Linked DNA regions of Mus musculus: region 1 is linked to region 2. Evidence: chromatin contacts called from ENCODE Hi-C or POLR2A ChIA-PET data. All regions are on one chromosome and are shown on one strand. Each heading gives the region's core, a stretch centred on a gene start or an enhancer-like site at or near the end of the contact. The rest is flanking DNA. Distances are from core to core; before and after follow the strand shown. Region 1 overlaps Gm31813 (a long non-coding RNA gene). Region 2 has its middle 24 kb from the start of 7530428D23Rik.

Region 1 (2,700 bases), core at 55-2,554, 110 kb before region 2:
TGGTCTCTGCGCCGCCGGATGGATGGCGCCCCACCCCCCCTCTCCTCTGCTCAGTCATTCAGACTTGGAAAGTCAATAACACGCTGACATCATCAGGGGTTTGTGTATTATTACACGGCTACTTTCCAGAATACCTGGCATTATCTAAGAGAGGAGCACTCGATTGCACCAGCAAGGCCCCGAGCGGAGTCTGCAGCCCCGGGGAGGCGCGGCTGCTGCGGCCAGGCCCTTTTTTTCCACAGGGAGTACCTCCAGGGCACCAATTAGGAACAGATGGTGGCTTCTGCTCTAAAAGCAGATGCACTTTAGATATCGATACAGATTCATTTTGGCTTGGGGGATGTACTCAGAAGTCACCCTCAAGTGACCTCCATTTCTTCTGAAAACACACGTGCCCTGACTTTTGGTCCTTAAAGAGCATTTTCAATGATTCTCACACAGGCAAAAAAAAGAAAGGCATGTGCTCTAACCAGAAGCCAAAGCCTGCCTCTTGATGCTTAGGAGTGGGGGTTGGGAGGCGGGTGTTATGCAATCACCATTGCGGGTGATTAGGGCTTTGCTTTGCCTCCAAGGCTGTTTGGTGGTTGAGTTTCTCTTTAAGCTTACTGCAGGGCAAACGCACAGAAAAACATGGCCCAGATTTATGGTGCAAAACTGCTCTCCGAGTAAATTGCCTTAGCATTCTGTTTCGGTTCTGGAGCAGAGAAGAGTAGATGGATTTGGGGTTAATTAAGATCTCTTTATCATAAGTTCCGGGGGTTACTTTGCCTAGAGTGAGGGGTTTATTTATTTATTTAGGTTTCTTTCTTTCTTTTTAAAAGTTTATTCGTTTAAGTAGTTTACTTCTCTCCCCCTTGCTGTGAAGGGTACATGAAAGGAGCTTTGATACTAATTAATTGTATAGATGGCTGCCACTTTGTTTTAGAGAACACATTCACATATTAAAGACAATACATCCAATAACTCACGCAACATGGTGCCTTTTCTGAATAGCCAAACAGGCTATTTATTTACAGACACAGGACTGGTCTCCTTTAAGTTCTCTTCAGTATTTTTAATTGGAAAAAAAATAATGGCAGCCAGCCCTAATTTGGAGAATGACAAGGGGAAGGGCTGGCCCTCCTTCGCCTGATCTCACCCCCCCCCCCCCGCCCCCCCTTGCTCCCGGCAGGGAGCTGCCTGATCTAAAGTCCTTAAGTTTCCCCTGGAGGAAGCAGAGCAGACAGCCTCTCACTAGTAAGGGTTTCTCTTCCTGCAGCCAGTCCTTTCAGAACCTTAGGGCAACTTCCCCCTAAATGCTTTGACAGAGAGCAATCTGAAGCTGCCATTTCTCAAATCCAGCCACAGCTGGGATGCACAAAGCTAGGAGTCAGGGCAAAAAAATCTCCAAGATGGCCCCCTGATAGCCCTCCCTAGAAGTGTCTGAAATGGTGAGACGTGCAGAAAAGTGGAACTTATGGGGTCAGGAAGAAAATGAACCCTCATTTTGGGGCCTAGTTGAAACCTCTAGCCAGCCGAAAGCAAGATTTTTTTTCTTTTTAAAGTTAAAATTTGCTGTGAAAGTTGCTGTCATACAAACAATATTCCTGTGTATGTGTCTGAAGGCCCAACATGTGAAGGTCACAGGGCAACCTCAAGTGTCCTTCTTCACCAGGTGATCCCCAGTTTTTGCTTGAGATGGGGGTTTCTCAGGTTTTTTGTTGTTTTTGTGTATGGGTGTTTCTATGTATGTATGTATGTATGTATGTATGTATGTATGTATGTATGTATGTGCAAGGGTCTATTGTGGTCAGGAGAAGATGTTTGATCGACTGAAGCTGGAGTTTTCAGTGGTTGAAAGCTCCCAGATATAGGTACTAGGGACTCATCTCTGGTCTTCAGCAAATGCAGCAAAGGCACTTGCGTCCTACCTCTAGCTTCTGGTCTGCTCCCTGAAGTAGGCCAGGTTAGATGGCCAGAGGGTCCGCCCACCTGCCTGCTCCTACCTCCCATTTTGCCATCCTGCAGGTTTCATGGTAATGCCTGACTTTCTGTGTAGGTTCTAGGGAATCAAGCTCAGGTCCTCACACTTGTGAGGCAAGTGCTATACTGACCGAGCCCTCTCCCCACCCCAAAGATTCTTTTCACATAGAAATACTTTGCCAAATTAGCAATGAATCATGCTTAAGTCCTAAGCTTACATTATCTTGAGGATGGCTTGATTTTTCTCTACAGAATATTGTTTGGAACGCTTACAAACAAGACTGTTAAAGCTGGTGAGACAGCTCAGTGGGTAGCGACGTGGGGGTGGGGCTTTGCAAGCCTGGAGATCTGAGTTCCATCCCCAGAACCCATGTGGAAGGAGAGAACCAACTCCGGACTTCTTCTTTTACCTATACATGCACAGCCTGGGATGTGAACCTTTATACATATATCGTGGAGATATATGATAATACATTTCTAGAAGTAAAAGATGTTAATTTGGTTTGCAGTGGAAATATCCTTTCTTCTAATATCCCAGTAACTCAGGGTTTATGTTAATCTTATCCATTGTAATCCTGTCATAAGGTGCCCAGGAACCATTCTGGGATCTCATCTAAATTCCTTGAAATAAATAAGATTTATTTAAATCATGCAACCATTTATATATATGTGTGTGTGTGTATATATACATATATATATATATACATACATATATGTGTGTATATATGTGTGTGTACA
Region 2 (2,700 bases), core at 78-2,577:
TATCAAGATGTAGGTTGTTGCTATGTTGAACTAGGATGGAGAACTGTCAGTTATGTGCTGGGAACAGGAATGACTAGCTCATAATTTTCGGCCTGGGGATACCTACTTTAGAGAGCATTATCAGCTTCATACGACAGTCTGGTGCCACTAGTACCGAGCACTGTGACTAACTTCAGAGCAGCTGTGGGTAGCTGTTCTTTAGAGTGTTGTACCTAGAGTGGCACAGCAAGACCACAATTGGCAAAAGTGGCCTCCTCTGTCTAGCATTTGATCATGGTGCTTCTCTAAGGGGCATCTGTTAAGTACAGTTGGTAGATCTGGCCTACTTCTCATGTGTTGGGGCTTGGAGCTGTGAGCACTTAGTACTTTGTGAGCACTTAGTTCTTCATGTCATTCAGTTAAACTCTGTCATGCTCTTTGGAGACACTATCCTCATTCATAGGTAACAGATCAGAGTTAAACTTTACCCTCTTACAGCAGAGTAGGTCCAGGATCCAAACTGAAGCTCTTATGCCTGAAACCAGCATGCCAAGGTTTCTCCAAATTCAGTTGATTTAGAATCAACTTTGTATTTTTCTAAAGCAACACACCACCTGTACTCCATCCGGTCAATAATTTTCTGTAAGCTAGTTGCTTTCTTTTCTATTTAAATAAATAGGACTGCATCCGAATCACCAATGGACAGGAAACCAATTTTAATGTGTATATTGGTCCCCACACCATCTAAACTATTGCCACACTGGAGGACATGAATCATGCTCGATGCTTCCTCTTTCAGGTTGGACCAAATGGAGTTTCTGACCCAGCTGTCTATTGGTAGAAATTTTCATATAACATTTAAAGATAAAAGCGTCTATTATCGACTGCTTCTGTATCCTACCCACTGTCCAGGCTCTTTCTGATTATATGGCCTCCACAGAAAACAGACTGGGGGTCTTATAAAGACCAGAGATTCTTCCTGTTTGTGTTTAATGACTTCCATAAAAATTCACATGATTTCATTTTTCTATAGTGTCGCCTTTGTGTTAGGAAGAGCAGGCAACCTCCCAGCTGCTGTTCACATGCAGTCTTGTTCTTCCACCTCTGCTACACGCTGACTAGTCTTTCTTACTTGCTGACACATCTTTGCCTAGGCAATGGCAGCTGGCAGCAGCACCAGCTTCTCCTGAACTAGGCTGTCATCCTGGCACAGGCAGGGCTGCATGGTGATCAAGACCATTGTGGTTGTGTGGCCATGGTGGTAGGACTGGCTCTTCACTCGCAGTGCTCAGAATTTCTATGACGTGATTTGCATGGTCAGTGCTCCAAAGGAAGCCAGGAAGCTTTTAGGACCTCTTCATTTTGTTTTTCCAATGTGACAATTGGCCAGCTTACCAAATATTGTCAGTCATGCAATTGTTCCTGAAACACTTTCCAGTACAGAGTCTCTCAGGGGAAGCTGCTATCGCTTTCTCCTGAGCTGGAAATGATGTTGTGCCTCTTTACGCAGCCGGGTGCAGAGAACTCTGGAAAGCCGCAGACTCACCTCATGAATAAACATTTAGCTGGGAATGAGGAGGCCTTCCCTTTCCTGGTGGCTGTGTGACTGCAGGGAAGGTCTGTGCTTTCTAAGCCTTTGTGTACTGTCTATGACTAGGCTTCCTTAGAGGACTGTCAATCTACACTTCCAGTGTGGAAAAGGGCTGAGGACATGACTGCTGGTAAAGTGCTTGCCATGCTAACAGGAGGACCTGAATTCACATCCACAGGACCATGTAAAGTCAAGGCTGGCAACAGCAAACATCTGTGATGCCAGCACTTAGAAAGACAGAGAGGACCTTCTCTGGCAGCCAGCATAGCCTGTCCCATGAATTCCATGTTCAGTGAGAGACCCAGTCTCAAAAGTATAAGACAGTGGGCAATAGAGCAAGATACCTGATCTCTGGTCTGCACAACAACACATGTCTTTGCACACCTGTGCACACACGCATGTTCATGTGCACACATATGTGTGCACATGCACTCGTCAACTCATTTTGCTATGGTAGTTACTATTATGCATTTGTTTGTAATATAAGCAGAACTGAGCAATGTATTGCGTCTTTAAAACAGTTATTAAATTTGTATTTATCTTTGTCTGTGTGCATGTGTGTGTGGCAGTCAGGGTGGAGCATGTCTCCAGTGTGGAGATCAGAGGACAATTTGTGGGAACCCATTCTCTCCTTCTACTGTGTGAGTCTCAGGGATCAAACTCAGGTCCCTCAGGCTTAATGCCAAGTACCCAGCGAAGTCATCATGCTGGCATGAATTTGGAGCTTTCCCAACCTCCAGGACACCATGAGTCTGGTAAGAATAGGGTCGGCAGCTTCTGAGCAATCCTGTGAGTTAGCTTGCTCGGCTGAGCCAGTCACAATGACGTAGAAGCTCTGTTTTTATTAAGCCACAGAAACTTGTTGGTATGCTGTGGATTTGGTTCATATTCTAAAGCAGAGATGAAAAAGGTAGGAAGGAAAAATAATGTCTAGAATTGTCCCCTGTCCCCACCTTGAAGAACAATTGAGAGAAAACATTGTGGCACAGAAGGGCAGGGCAATACACCAGAAGTAACCACTAAACAATTTGCTCATTATCCTTCCAAAAACAACCTCAAAATGAGTTGGAAAATAGGGTGTTTAGGGCTCGTCACTCTCTGCTGTCCTGTTCCCATGAGTCAACAAAAGG

Evidence for each region. Hi-C counts contacts between places; a loop is a spot of excess contacts on that map. ChIA-PET counts read pairs that join two places held with the same protein, here RNA polymerase II (POLR2A).
Region 1: a loop to region 2 is called in a map of heart, with 2.7 times the contacts of the local background. The contact joins two enhancer-like sites. A Hi-C loop is called at or near these places in 6 of 37 maps with a recorded cell type or tissue (Patski, heart and left cerebral cortex). POLR2A ChIA-PET finds 5 or more read pairs at or near these places in 1 of 5 experiments (Patski).

What each region holds. Positions count from the first base shown.
Region 1 is chr3:21,933,480-21,936,179 of GRCm38, reverse strand. The region is part of intron 3 of Gm31813 (a long non-coding RNA gene); the gene reads left to right. Among named protein-coding and RNA genes, the nearest start is that of Gm31813, 30 kb to the left of the region's middle. Within about 2 kb of position 1,304, at least 1 of the 3 ENCODE cell types and tissues checked has a DNase peak (open chromatin) inside an H3K27ac peak, as active enhancers do; it is heart, where a contact is called at or near this core.
Region 2 is chr3:21,823,163-21,825,862 of GRCm38, reverse strand. No RefSeq gene overlaps it. Among named protein-coding and RNA genes, the nearest start is that of 7530428D23Rik, 24 kb to the right of the region's middle. Within about 2 kb of position 1,327, at least 1 of the 3 ENCODE cell types and tissues checked has a DNase peak (open chromatin) inside an H3K27ac peak, as active enhancers do; it is heart, where a contact is called at or near this core.